Regions from separate parts of the Homo sapiens genome. Here region 2 is linked to region 1. A link is a contact called in ENCODE Hi-C or POLR2A ChIA-PET data. All regions are on one chromosome and are shown on one strand. Each heading gives the region's core, a stretch centred on a gene start or an enhancer-like site at or near the end of the contact. The rest is flanking DNA. Distances are from core to core; before and after follow the strand shown.

Evidence for each region. A loop is a pair of places that touch in the nucleus more often than their neighbours do. ChIA-PET counts read pairs that join two places held with the same protein, here RNA polymerase II (POLR2A). Pooled maps may share reads with other maps.
Region 2: a map with no recorded cell type shows a loop between it and region 1 (4-fold over the local background). The contact joins the enhancer-like site here to the promoter of ST8SIA5-DT in region 1. A Hi-C loop is called at or near these places in 1 of 37 single-sample maps with no recorded cell type and 2 of 50 pooled maps. POLR2A ChIA-PET finds 5 or more read pairs at or near these places in 1 of 52 experiments (activated naive CD4-positive, alpha-beta T cell).

The regions. Positions count from the first base shown.
Region 1 is chr18:46,753,945-46,760,528 of GRCh38, reverse strand. ST8SIA5-DT (ST8SIA5 divergent transcript) reads right to left here and starts at 3,086. Exons shown (of 3, transcript XR_001753434.3): 1 at 2,070-3,086; 2 at 263-1,732. It overlaps ST8SIA5 (ST8 alpha-N-acetyl-neuraminide alpha-2,8-sialyltransferase 5), which reads left to right and starts at 3,476. Exons shown (of 7, transcript NM_013305.6): 1 at 3,476-4,151. The coding sequence starts at 4,021. RefSeq lists a silencer at 3,504-3,893.
Region 2 is chr18:46,857,433-46,864,016 of GRCh38, reverse strand. All of the region lies in intron 3 of PIAS2 (protein inhibitor of activated STAT 2), which reads left to right. Among named protein-coding and RNA genes, the nearest start is that of PIAS2, 57 kb to the left of the region's middle. RefSeq lists an enhancer at 4,260-4,329. Within about 2 kb of position 4,041, at least 2 of the 41 ENCODE cell types and tissues checked have a DNase peak (open chromatin) inside an H3K27ac peak, as active enhancers do.

The sequences.
Region 1 (6,584 bases), core at 1,837-4,336:
AGCAATTTTACTTCTAGAAATAGATACCCAGCAGATATGCATGCATGTTTTCACCCAAAAAACCATGCACTGGAAGGCTGATGGCAGCAACTACCCAGATGTCCATCAGCTGTAGAATGGATAAGTTGTGCCACAGTCGTTTGATGGCATACTATATAGCAATAAGATTGAACAAACTATAACTGCACACAGAAGTATTAGTTTCATATTGCAGTGAAACATATTACCACAAACTTAGTGGCTTAAAGCAACACACACTTACAAGCTCACAGATGTGTAGGTCTTACATCTGGGCACGGCATAGCTGGGTTCTCGGCTGAGGGTCCCAACAGCTGAAATCAATGTGTAGGCGGCTGGAGCTCAGAATCCTCTTTGAAGTGTATTCAGGTTGTTAGCAGAAGTCGGAGTCTGCTTCATGATTGGAGGACTGAGGTCCTCATTTCCTTGCTGGCTGTCAGCCAGGAGCCAGTCTCAGCTCCTACAGGCTGTCTGCATCCTTTGCCTTGTGGACCTCTTCTGTCTTCGAAGGCAACAGCAAAGAATTTCCCTCATATCAGCCACTCTCGTGATTCAAATCTTTTTCACCAGGAAGAGCCCAGTCCCTTGTAAGGGCTCCATATGGCCATGCCCACTGAGGACAATTTCCTGATATTAAAGCCAACTGATTTAGGCCAATTACATCTGCAAATTCCCTTCACAGCAGCGCCTAGATCAATACCTATGGGAATGTGCATACAAGAAGGGGTGAGGAATCTTGGGGGTCTTCTTGTAATTCTGCCCACCACATGCAACAGCATGGATAAATCTCATAGCAACGTTAAGCAAAAGAAGGCAGACACAAAATAATATATAATGTATAATTGCATTTATATAAAACACAAAACAGGAAGCACTGATCTTTGGGGTTAGGATTCAGAACAGTGGTTACTCTTGAGTACATAGTAACCAGATAGGAACATGAGGGGACTCCTGGGGGCCGATAATTGATCTGTGTACTGGTTACATGGGTGTGTTCAGCTTGTGAAAACACAGCGACCTGAACATTTATGATTTGTGTACTTTTCTGTAAATGCATTATATTGCAATTAAAAAGTTCTTAGGATAATTTTGATTCATTTCTTGAAAATAGATTTGTTTTTCCAAGAAAACAGCACTCAAAGACAGGTATCAGAGTGAGCACCTGATGGGGTGGAGAATAAGCAGGAATACAAAAGAAACAACAGTGCCTTGCCTGGAGTGAAGATGATAGTACCCCTCAAACTCTACACTTGAGCACCAAGTAGAGAAAAATTAGTGAAAAATTAGTACTGTCATCTTGGAGCCTGTGTGTAGGACCTACCTCATAATTTGGCCCAGTGCAAAGAGAAATGCAAACCCCCTTGTTCAAAAGTTTGAAGACAGCAAGAGTGGAGCAATCAGTCAAAATCAATGGTGGTGGTGGGGACAAATGAACAAGTCCCACTCCCAAGAAGCCAGCCTGCCTGTGTGTGTGGGAGAAAGAACCTCATCTCAGAATCCCAAGACTTGTTGCTAGGTGAGTTACTTTGGGCATCTGTTGCTTTAGTCCTTTCAGCTGTAAAATGGGTTAGCCAGGGGCTAGGAGGTGAAAATTCATTAATATATGCAAGTGAAGCACGTTTTTATGTGCCAGACAGCAAACAAATACAGGAATTATTATAATAATGGGCCCTCTAAATGTTGGAGTTTTTCTTTAATTGGTTAAAAAGCCTACCTGTGGCCGGGCGCGGTGGCTCACGCCTGTAATCCCAGCACTTTGGGAGGCCGAGGCGGGTGGATCATGAGGTCAGGAGATCGAGACCATCCTGGCTAACAAGGTGAAACCCCGTCTCTACTAAAAATACAAAAAATTAGCCGGGCGCGGTGGCGGGCGCCTGTAGTCCCAGCTACTCGGGAGGCTGAGGCAGGAGAATGGCGTGAACCCGGGAAGCGGAGCTTGCAGTGAGCCGAGATTGCGCCACTGCAGTCCGCAGTCCGGCCTGGGCGACAGAGCGAGACTCCGTCTCAAAAAAAAAAAAAAAAAAAAAAAAAAAAAAAAAAAAAAAGCCTACCTGTGACCTTGCAGAGAAATACAGAAACTCTTCATGGATAGCACAGGGGCCACTTCTGCCTTATGAATTAACACAAATCCCGAATTCTTGGTGGAACCCTTATCATGAGATTTTACTGTGCATTATTTGATCTTTCCAGTTCAAAGAAGAAACTACTAAATGCCAAGGTCGAGAGTATTGGAGTCTGGGCACTTCCCCCATCAAAGTTCTTGTGCTGAGGTTTGAGTTTCGGTCAGGTTCGCTGTTGAATCCCTGGCCTGACTCTAGAACATCCCGGAGTGCCTGCTGGAACCTGGGAAGGGGCACCCTAGAATCTTCCAACCGGCCTCAGTGGCGAGCGCCGCGGGCACACGACTCCCAGCGCTTGGAGCCTCTGCGGTGTTAGGATGACAGGACTGTCGCCTGGCCGGGTTGGGGGGTGGGGACGGTATTTCAGGCTAAGAATTTCTGAGAGGCACGACATTCGCATTGCGTTTCTGTGATTATTCTCCCTGGCTTGCGTTCTGAAGCACGAATCTTTCCGGATGTAGTAACTGGCTTCCTAAAGCTTTGGGGGGACTGTGGTCCCCGAAGGCTGCCGGCTGCCTGACCTAAGATTTACGAGTGGTTCCAAGGATGAGACAAGGTCCCAGTGTCTCGGTGACAACAGGGTCTTTGACGAACGGCTGCCGAGTTGCAGCTGGGGAGGGGGAAGAGGACTGTGGCGGGGGCGGGGAGCCCCTGAATTTCTTCCTTGTAGGAGTTGGGCGCCGGGGCACGGGCAGGCAGCCCCGCAGGCCATCAGCATGCAGGAGCGGCGCGCCGTCCTTGAAGGGCTGCCCGGCTGACCTTGCTCCGCTTTCTCCGGAGAAATCGCTAGGAGAGCGCGAGGACGCGGCCACGATGGTGACTCAGTGCCCTGCGCGCCGCACGCAAATGCTCCCTTCCATCAAGTCCAGCTCCGCAACTGTTGTTTCCTCTTCCTGCCCTCTTTTTTTTCTTTTTTTTTCTTTTTGAGACGGAGTCTCGCTCTGTCGCCCAGGCTGGAGTGCAGTGGCGCGATCCCGGCTCACTGCAACCTCCGCCTCCCAGGTTCAAGCGATTCTTCTGCCTCAGTCTCCCAAGTAGCTGGGACTACAGGCGCGTGCCACCACGCCTGGCTAATTTTGTTTTTTGTATTTTTAGTAGATACGGGTTTTCGCCATATTGGCCAGGCTGGTCTTGAACTCCTGACCTTGTGATCCGCCCGCCTCGGCCTCCCAAAGTGCTGGGATTACAGGAGTGAGCCACCGCGCCCAGCCCCTGCCCTCTTTTTAATTCCAAGATTCAAACCCGGCGTTTTGCGCTCCGCCCCTCCCCCTCCCCACGGCCCGCCTATCATTAGCCAGACTGCGCGGGTGTTTTGTACGCCCCCTCCCCCCGTCCCTATCGGCAGAACCGGAGGCCAACCTTCGCGATCCCTTGCTGCGGGCCCGGAGATCAAACGTGGCCCGCCCCCGGCAGGGCACAGCGCGCTGGGCAACCGCGATCCGGCGCCGGACTGGAGGGGTCGATGCGCGGCGCGCTGGGGCGCACAGGGGACGGAGCCCGGGTCTTGCTCCCCATTGGCCGCCACCTCGGCGGGAGGGGCCGCCTCCGGCTCGTGGCACCTGGCGTCTCCCCTCCGCGGGGAAATCGGCGGCTACCCGGCACCGGCGCCTGGAGGTAAAGGTACCCGGGGGTGGGGAAGGCCCCTGGCCGCGGCAGAGCTCCCTGCCACCGGCCCTGTCCTGCTTGCCGCCCCAGCGCCTGCGACGCTTGGATGCCCCCAGCTCCGGCCGCGCCAACCAGAAACTTTGCCCCTCGAAGTCCCCCGCCTGCCTGACCGCACCGTGAGGCGCCAAGTCGGCCGCGCGCCCCCCGGGGCCCCGGAACCCCGCGAGTCATTGCCTGGCCGCCCCGTACCCCGCGCCCGCGGCGCCCGGTAGCCAGGATGCGCTACGCGGACCCCTCGGCCAACCGGGATTTGTTGGGGAGCCGAACTTTGCTCTTCATCTTCATCTGCGCCTTTGCCTTGGTGACCTTGCTGCAACAGATCCTGTATGGCAGGAACTACATTAAGAGGTAAGAAAGTCCATTGAGAGGGCGGGATGCGCGGAGCCGGCCGGCGAGCCCCCGGGTGGCAGTGGCCGCGGCAGCTTCGGTCGCAGCGCCCCGGGGTGAGTGGCCGTGGGGTCCGCTCCTAGCCCCGAGCATGGCCGCTTAGGCTTGGGCCACCGCGTTTCCAAGAGCATCCTTGCTTGCTTCTGCCCAGCGCTGGCTGGAGGGTCCAGACAACTTTGTTCCGCTGTGAAAAATGAAGGACAGAATAGAATTCCAAGCAACCAGGCTGACGATAAATCCATTTAATACCCGGAGAGACCGCATGGATCGGAGCGGTGTCCTCCAGACCCACAGTTCTATGGCCATTTGTTTGGACTCCGGGGTCGGAGGGCTCAAAATCGTATCGATTGTTTGTTTGTTTGTTTGTTTGTTTATAACCTCGCGAGTCCTGAACTTTCGTAAGGACCCTTGGGAGAAAAAGCATTTTCCCCTCCAGGAGCTTCGGGTTCGGTGGGGGTGGTAGTGTGGGCTGTGGCTATGCGACAGGGATAGTGATAGTGAAGTCTTACAATCCCACAGCCACTGGATCTGTGAAACTCAACAACCTGATTCCTTCTGAAACAGATGGCTTTTTTTTTCTCATCCTTAGCGCAAAAGGTCAGAGCTGCAGCATAAGTTAACCCCTCGTTGGGCTCTCCCCCTACTCCACCCCAATCCACGGTTAAACTCCAAGAGAAAGAGCAGTAGGAGGTGTCACTCAGAAATTCAATTCGGGCACAGCCTCAGCCTCTCTATTTGCAGAAGATACACTGAAATGCCAGCCACTTCCTTCTGCCGGCTCTGCTGGCTTAAGGAAACACTTGGGGTTCCTCCGCCTGGTTTGAGAGATTAGGGGAGGTTCTTGCTCTAGGATACACCCATATCAGAGCCTCTCTTGGCAAGAGCCCTCTCTCCTAGCTGCTGGGCTGTTTTTTAGTTTGCTGCTAGTGTCTCCCTACTCTCACCGCCCCTCCCCTAGGTTGATAGGAAAATAAATGTCTCTCTAGCTAAGTAAGCATCCCACCTTCTTCTCTAAACTTCCCCATAACGAAACAGCCCTCTTCTCATCCTTTGGGTGAGGTGGATACATCAGGTATGGGTGCTCCCAATCTGGGCTGCCCACGAAGGTGGGAGGGTGAGGATCGCTGCTAGGTGTCGCTGTCCAGTGGAAAAGCCGAGCACTTAGGCTGTTTCCCCTCCTTGTAACTCCCCCGGAGCTGGGGAGTAATGAGGCACCTTGTTCTGAACATTTGTTTACAGCCAGTTGCTGCTCCGGACCTTCCCAGGGAGCGTTCCCTGGTTGGTGGCAGCTCCTGAGTGCTGTCTGACACTGGTGGCTTTAAAGGCCATCTTCGGAGTCTCCTGGCTTCTTGGATCTGATTGGGCCTGCCTCTTGTTTTGGCTACTGCTGCCCCTGAGATGATCCTATGCAAGGACAGCTGGGTCCCCCACAGCTTGCTGCGGCCCTGCAGGCCGATTGCCTGCTGCTGTCTTGGCACTTGCTCTTCAGCAGGGCAGCTCTGGGTTCCTGCCCCCTCCCGGCACCTCCCCAAAGTTGCTGGGGCTGCTGGGATTCCTTCTGCCTTGTCAACAGGGGGAAAATACAACCGCCCATGGCAAACGCCAACCAAACTACCTGCTTGCTCTGGCAAGTCCTCCCTGGTCTTGGGTGGGTGGGCTAGCTGCCAGGAGTTCAGCAGGCACACAAGGTGCTTCCCTTCCTCCCTCACAGAGACCCTGACCCCCTGAATCGCATAGATGCTATCTTGCAGGCCTCACTCTAGAGACTCAACCCAATCAACCAGGCAAAACTTGTATAGGGCTGATCCTGGAAGCGTGCCTGTAGATAAGGGTCTGTAAAGAAGGAGATGATGTGGTCTTGGTACTCAGAGGACTCGAAGTCTATTTGGGGCAACAAAATAGCCACAAATGAAACAGAAAGTGAATGTTAAACTGTCTGAGAAGAGAAGCACTGATAGGCTGGAGAAGTTAGGCAAGACTGTGCCCAGAGGAAGTTGAACTTGAGTGGGCCTTGAAGGAAGGGTAAGATTTGAGGGTGGGGGCAGGGGGCATGCACATCCAAAAAGTGGGCAGGAGCAAAGGTGCAGAGATGCAAGTGTGTCACAATTTCCTCCCGTCTCTCCCACACCTGACCCTACCTACACTGCAGCACTTGGCTTAATCATTGGTTAGTCCTGATCTTGAACTGGATGTGGCTGTCACATCAGTGTCACCCCTAGCACCTGCTTACCTATCTTGTTTCCTCCATATATCATGATTGTAATGAACTGGCCTGATGTGATTATCATCAGTCTGTCTCCTGTCTACAAACACTTGACCAGTGTTCTTCAAGCAGAGGCTCTGGGAGGGCCTGAATCAGAACCAACTGGAGGACCATTGAAATGCAGACTCCTG
Region 2 (6,584 bases), core at 2,792-5,291, 100 kb before region 1:
TTGGCAGGTTTGATTTCTCCTGAAGCCTTTCTCCTTGGCTTGCACGTCTCAGATGGCCTTTTCTCTGTGCTAGTGCATCCGTGGTGTCTTTCTTTTCTGGTAAAGACACTGTCATATTGGATTGGGGACCTACCCTGTGGCTTTATTTAACCTTAATTTCCTCCTTAAAGGCCTTGTCTCCAAATACAGTCACATTGGGGGTTAGGACTTCAACGTATAAATTTTGGGGATACACAATTCAGTCCATAACAGTTGACCTGTTTCTCTCATGAAAGGGTAGTATACTTTGACTAAAGTCAGCCAAATATTTAGTAAATACTGTGTGTTAGAATAAAATTTTTAACCTTTGAATAAAACCTCAATGTCTTTTAGATTACTTTTTGTTATATTTGGCAATAATTTTTTAAATGAAAAATTTATTCCCAGGTTGGGCATGGTGGCTCATGCCTGTAATCCTAGCACTTTGGGAGGTGGCAGTATCACTTGAGCCCAGGAGTTCAGACCAGCCTGGGCAACATGGTGAAACCCTGTCTCTACAAGAAATACAGAAATTAGTGTCACCTACTCAGGAGGCTGAGGTGGGAGAATCACTTGAGCCTGGGAGGTCGAGGCTGCAGTGAGCTGTTGTGATCATGCTGCAGCACTCGAGACTGGGCAACAAAGCGAGACCCCATCTGAAAAAATATATATATTGGGTAAAGCAATATAAAAAGAATTTATAGTAGCCCAAAGACAGGGTGACCATAAGCTTTATCATTCCAAACTGGGGCATTTTTGAGAGTGAAAGTAAACATTACTAATAATTATTCTGAGATAAGAACATAAACTGAGGTAGTTATGGGTAAAGTGAGCTGTATAGTCATCCTGACCAAAAAATTACCAGATATATGAAAACAATTATGAAAAGTATTGGTAGACCCATTTGTAAAGAGCAGATGAACTAAGAGATGTAAGAAGAAAGAAAAGGAAATCTGTAGCATTTAATTTTCCAATTAAAAATATTTTTAAAAAGGCTGGGCGTGGTGGCTCATGCTTGTAATCCCAGCACTTTGGGAGGCTCTGGTGGGTGGATTACTTGAGTTCAGGAGTTCGAGACCAGCCTGGCCAACATGGCGAAACCCATCTCTACTAAAAATACAACAAATTAGCCGAGCATGGTGGCGGGCGCCTGTAATCCCTGCTACTCGGAAAGCTGAGGCAGGAGAATCACATTAACCCAGGAGGCAGAGGTTGCAGTGAGCCGAGATCGCACCACTGCACTCCAGCCTGGGCAACAAGAGTGAAACTCTATCTCAAAAGAATATATACATATATGTGTATATATATGTGTGTGTGTATATATATGTGTGTATATATATGTGTATATATGTGTATATATATGTATGTATATATGTATACACACACCTTTAGTGTTAACAAAACATTATTTATATGACTCTTTAAAGTTGCATTCTTAAAAGATTCAGCATGATAAAACTAAGGCTTCTGGGAGGTTAATGATTTTTGGGGGGCTGTAATGTTAAAAGCAGAGCAAGGAATTGAGTAAATTAGAGGTGTTTACTTCCTTTTCAGATATTAATTAGAACACTCTTTGAGATGATAGTAAGAGTTTTTCAAAAATAAGATTGTTGCAGTTAAGTAAGTTTGGGAAATTCTGTACTTAATTACATAATTTTTTTTTTGAGACAGAGTCTCGCTCTGTCATCCAGGCTGGAGTGAGTGCAGTAGCATGATCTTGGCTCACTGCAACCTCCACCTCCCGGTTTCAGGCGATTCTCCTGCCTCAGCCTCTTGAGTAGCTGTGACTACAGGCAGGTGCCGCCATACCTGGCTAATTTTTGTGTTTTTAGTAGAGACGGGGTTTCACCACGTTGGCCAGGGTTGTCTTGAACTCCTGGCCTCAAGTGATCCACCTGTTCGGCCTCCCAAAGTGCTGGGATTACAGGCGTGAGCCACCATGCCCGGCATAAAAACTTTATATTTTGTAGTAATTTTTATTTAGATAAAAATTATAGAAATAATACATATATTCTTTATCCCTGTTTCCTTTAATATTAAATCTTATATCACCATAGTACAATGATCAAAACCATGAAATCAACATTGGTACAGTACTATTAACTACAGACTTTATTCAGATTTCACCAGTTTTTTGGTCAATAAACGTCTTCTGTTCCTAGATACAATCCCAAATCACATTTAATTGTTGAGTCATCCTACTCTGCTTCAATCTGTTACAGTTTCTTAGTTTTTGTTTGTTTGTTTTTTGTCTTTCACAGCGTGACACTTTGAAGAGTACTGATCAGGTGTTTTGTAGACTCTTTCTGATTTGGGGGTACGGCTGATGTTTTACCATGATTAGATGGAGGTTGTGCATTTTTGGCAAGAATACCTCAAGTTATGTGCCCTTCTCAGGGTACCATATCAGGCAACATAATATTGATATCTTATTTTTGGTGATGTTAACCTTGATCACTTGGCTGATACTAGCTGCCAGGTATCTGCACTGTAAAGTTACTGTTTGTTCCTTTGTTGATAAATATTTTGCAAAGATAACTTTGCAACTAGGCACCTAGTATTCTGTTTTTCCTCAAACTTTTGCAGATTAATTCAGTGTTCACTCGTGAATCTTGGCTTTAGTGGTTACTTTAGCAAAAACATTCTTGTGTTCTGTTGTCCTTAATCTTTTTTACATTGAGATTATTTTATTTTTACAAGGAGGAGCTGTCTCCTTTTCTTTTCTTTCTTTCATTCATTCATTTTGTTTGTTTATTTTTTGAGACAAAGTCTCACTCCGTCGCCCAGGTTGGAGTGCAGTGGCACAATCTCGGCTCACTGTAACCTCTGCCTCCCAGGTTCAAGCGATTCTTCACCATGCCTGGCTAATTTTTGTATTTTTAGTAGAGAAAGGGTTTCACCATGTTGGTCAGGCTGGTCTTGAACTCTTGACCTCAGGTGATCCGCCTGCCTCGGCCTCCCAAAGTGTTGGGATTACAGGTGTGAGCCACCACACCCGGCCTTTTATTTTATTTTATTTTTGAGAGAAGGTCTTGCTCTGTTGCCCAGGCTGGAGTGCAGTGGTGGTGATCATGGCTTGTTGCAGCCTTGACCACCTGGGGTCAAATGATCCTCCCATCTCAGCCCCACAAGAAGCTAGGACTACAGGTGTACAACACCACACCTGGCTAATTTTTATGTTTTTTATAGAGATGGGGTCTCACAGTATTGCCTCGGCTAGTCTCAGACACCTGTGCTCAAGTGATCTTCCCTCCTTTGTCCCCCAAACTATTGGGTTTACAGGTATGGCTTTACAGATGTGAGCCAGCATTCCCAGCCCGTTTATTCGTTTATAACAGTGTGGACTCATGGGTGCTCTATGAGTTATATTCCAGTGTTACAGTAATTGATATGCTCAAATTGTTCTATCTTTGGCTATTAGAAGTTCTTTCAGGTTGGCTCCTATGCCCTTTTGATATACCTCTCTCCCTGAAACCCACTTTGAGCGCTCTTTAATTTCTTGCAACAAAAATGCTGAAGGCTTATCTTGTATTTTCTCTGCTGCAACTGTGGAATTGATCAGTTCTCCAGGGAGCCCTGGTTTCTCTCATTAGGCTTTATTTTGTAACACTACTTTCCAAAAAAAGTGATCTATTTGATCTAGCATATTGTACATTCTGGATTCGGATGATTGCTTCTTGTGTCATTTAACTACTTCTCTCCCCATGTTTCTCAAACTTTGCTGCATATTAGCATCAGCTGGGGAGATTTAGGAAATTCTCATACTCAGGTTTTATCCCACATCAGTTAAATTAGAATCTCAGGATTGAACCCAAACATGAGTGGTTTTTAAAGTTTCCCAGGTTTCTGGTATGCAGCCAACTTGAGAACCACAGCTGTGTTTCTAGCTCCCTCCCCTTTGCCTGTAGTGGTAGTAAGATCTAGACTAGACGCTTGAATACATTCTTGTCCAGGTTTTTTTGTTCTTTCTGTTACATCTTGTGAAGATTGAACATTGGATTCAGTTCTCTTTTTGGCTTTAGCGCTGCTCCTTCCATTTGGTACTAGTATATTTTTAACCATGCTCTCAGTTCCTCACACTGACTTCTTGTACCCATTTTAAGGGATCAATCTGGGATTCTCTTCTTGCTACTCTATGATAATATTCATTAATGTGCTTTGTTATTTTTATATGGGTGGCTGCAAAATTACCAACACCTCCCTCTAGACACCTTTTTCAGTGCCTCTCCTTTGACCTACAAGGGCATCAAGCACAACACATCTAAAATTGAGCTTGCCTTCCATCAAACCTGCTTATCTTTTGTTCTTTTATTCATTCATTTAGCACACATTTATTAACTGTCTACTATGGACCAGACAATATTCCAGGCACCAAAGATGCGAAGTTGAAAAACAGACTGGCCTCAAGGAGATTTTTGCTTAGTATATTTCCTTCTGCATTACTCGTTTCCTTAATGGCATTGGAATCTGCCTTGACAGAGGCCTCTTTGTGATAGGCCACTCTTCATTTACCACATCCTGTCTGTTTGCTGCACTTCATTGATTCTTTTTTTTTTTTTTTTTTTTTTTTTGAGACGGAGTCTCGCTCTGTCACCCAGGCTGGAGTGCAGTGGCGTGATCTTGGCTCACTGCAAGCTCTGACTCCCGAGTTCACGCCATTCTCCTGCCGCAGCCTCCTGAGTAGCTGGGACTACAGGCACCCACCACCACGCCTGGCTAATTTTTTGTATTTTTAGTAGATACAGGGTTTCACCATGTTAGCCAGGATGGTCTCGATCTCCTGACCTCATGATCCACCCGCTTCGGCCTCCCAAAGTGCTGGGATTATGGGCGTGAGCTACCGCGTCTGGCCCTTCATTGATTCTTTTATGTCATTCTGAATATTTAAAACTCAGCAAGGCAACTCTACCTTTGAGGGAGCTAGTATGGTCTTTAGAGTAATACTAAGTATAAAGTGAATTCTGAACCAACCACTTAGGTCCGTATGCCCCTAGACAGGTGACTAAACCTCACTTTCTCAGCATGCAAAATTGGAATAATGATCACCACCTCACTGGGTGGTTTGGGAGATTGATGCTATAACTTGCTCTGCCTCTTCTTGTCCTGGTGAGTAGCATGGCCATCTCTTCAGTTGCAGCATTCCAAAACCTGGATACCCTCCTAGAAACTCCCCTTCCCTTATCCTGCCTTCTCACATCTAGTCATTCATCAAGTCTTACCATTTTTTATGTGTGAATATCACTCAGTGGTATTTATGTTTAATAGCTTTCAGGCCCTCATTTGAAATTACTATTATTTTTTGAGCCAGGGTCTTGCTCTGTCACCCAGGCTGAAAGTACAGTGCCGCAATCAAGGCTCACTGCAGCCTTTAATGTCCGGGCTCAATTGATCCTCCCACCTTAGCCTTCTGACTAGCTGGGACTATAGGCATGTGCCACCATGCCTGGCTGATTTTTCTATTTTTTGCATAGATGGGGTCTTGCTGTGTTGCCCAGCCTGGTCCTGAACTCCACCTACCTCAGCCTTCCTAAATGTTGGGATTACAGGCGTGAGCCACTGCGCCCAGCTTCAAGCCCTTGTTTTTTGCCTCTTCAATTGTAATGGTCTCCTAATTATGAGATCTTTCCATTAGAAAGCTCCTACATATGATCTTTCTAAAGCCCATTCAGTTTTTTCTCTTTGATGCTTTAAACACACTCTAATGGTACCTCATAAAGTCCACACTCCATTGCCTGGCAGTTGTTTTCAACATCTTGCTCTGCTTTTTTTTTTTTTTAATCTTATCTCCTGTTACTCTTTTCTAACAACCTGTACTCTGACTAGGCTTTCCCATTTGTGTTTCCTAGGTTAACTATGGTGTTCACATCTTTGCACCTTTGCCGCCTTTTTTCTCTGTACTCTGCCTGGCAAACTTCTTGAGTCATGTTTCAAGGGCCAGTTCAATTCATACGTCCCCTGTGATGCCTTTCCAGATTTGCTTTAATGTGTCATTTGTCTCTCACTGTGCCATGTACTTATTTTCTGTTAAGGCATCATTGCATTTATTTCACTGCTTGCATTTGCAACCTTCTTAATGAAAGCAGCATTCTTCTACTCATTTTTATCACCTCACAACCCATTACAGTACCTAGCATATGGTAAATGCTTCTTTTGTATCTGATGGACCAGTATGTAAAACTTCCTAGAACAGTGATTGGCAGAAATGAATGTCAGAAGATGCCTTGGTCATTACTCATAATGTTTGTGAAGATATTTAGCACATTGTATTTCCCAGTTTTTGTTAATTTCCCTTGCCAGAATAAAGTGTAACTCCTTAGTGAGCTGTTCAAAACCCTTTATGCCCCCATCCATCTTTCTAGGCTCATGTCTTGTCTTTTCTCTTTCTTCACATCGTGTTTCCCATCTAACAAGTTTCTGATCTGTATCTCTGTCCTTTCTTTTTTTCTGGGAATTACTGCACTAGATACCCACAGTTACTCATGTTCCTAGTGGAGCCACTAAGCAGAAGTAGGCAGAACCACTGCTGTAAAAACCCTGTTTTCTAGTTAGATTGGACTAATTGTGAT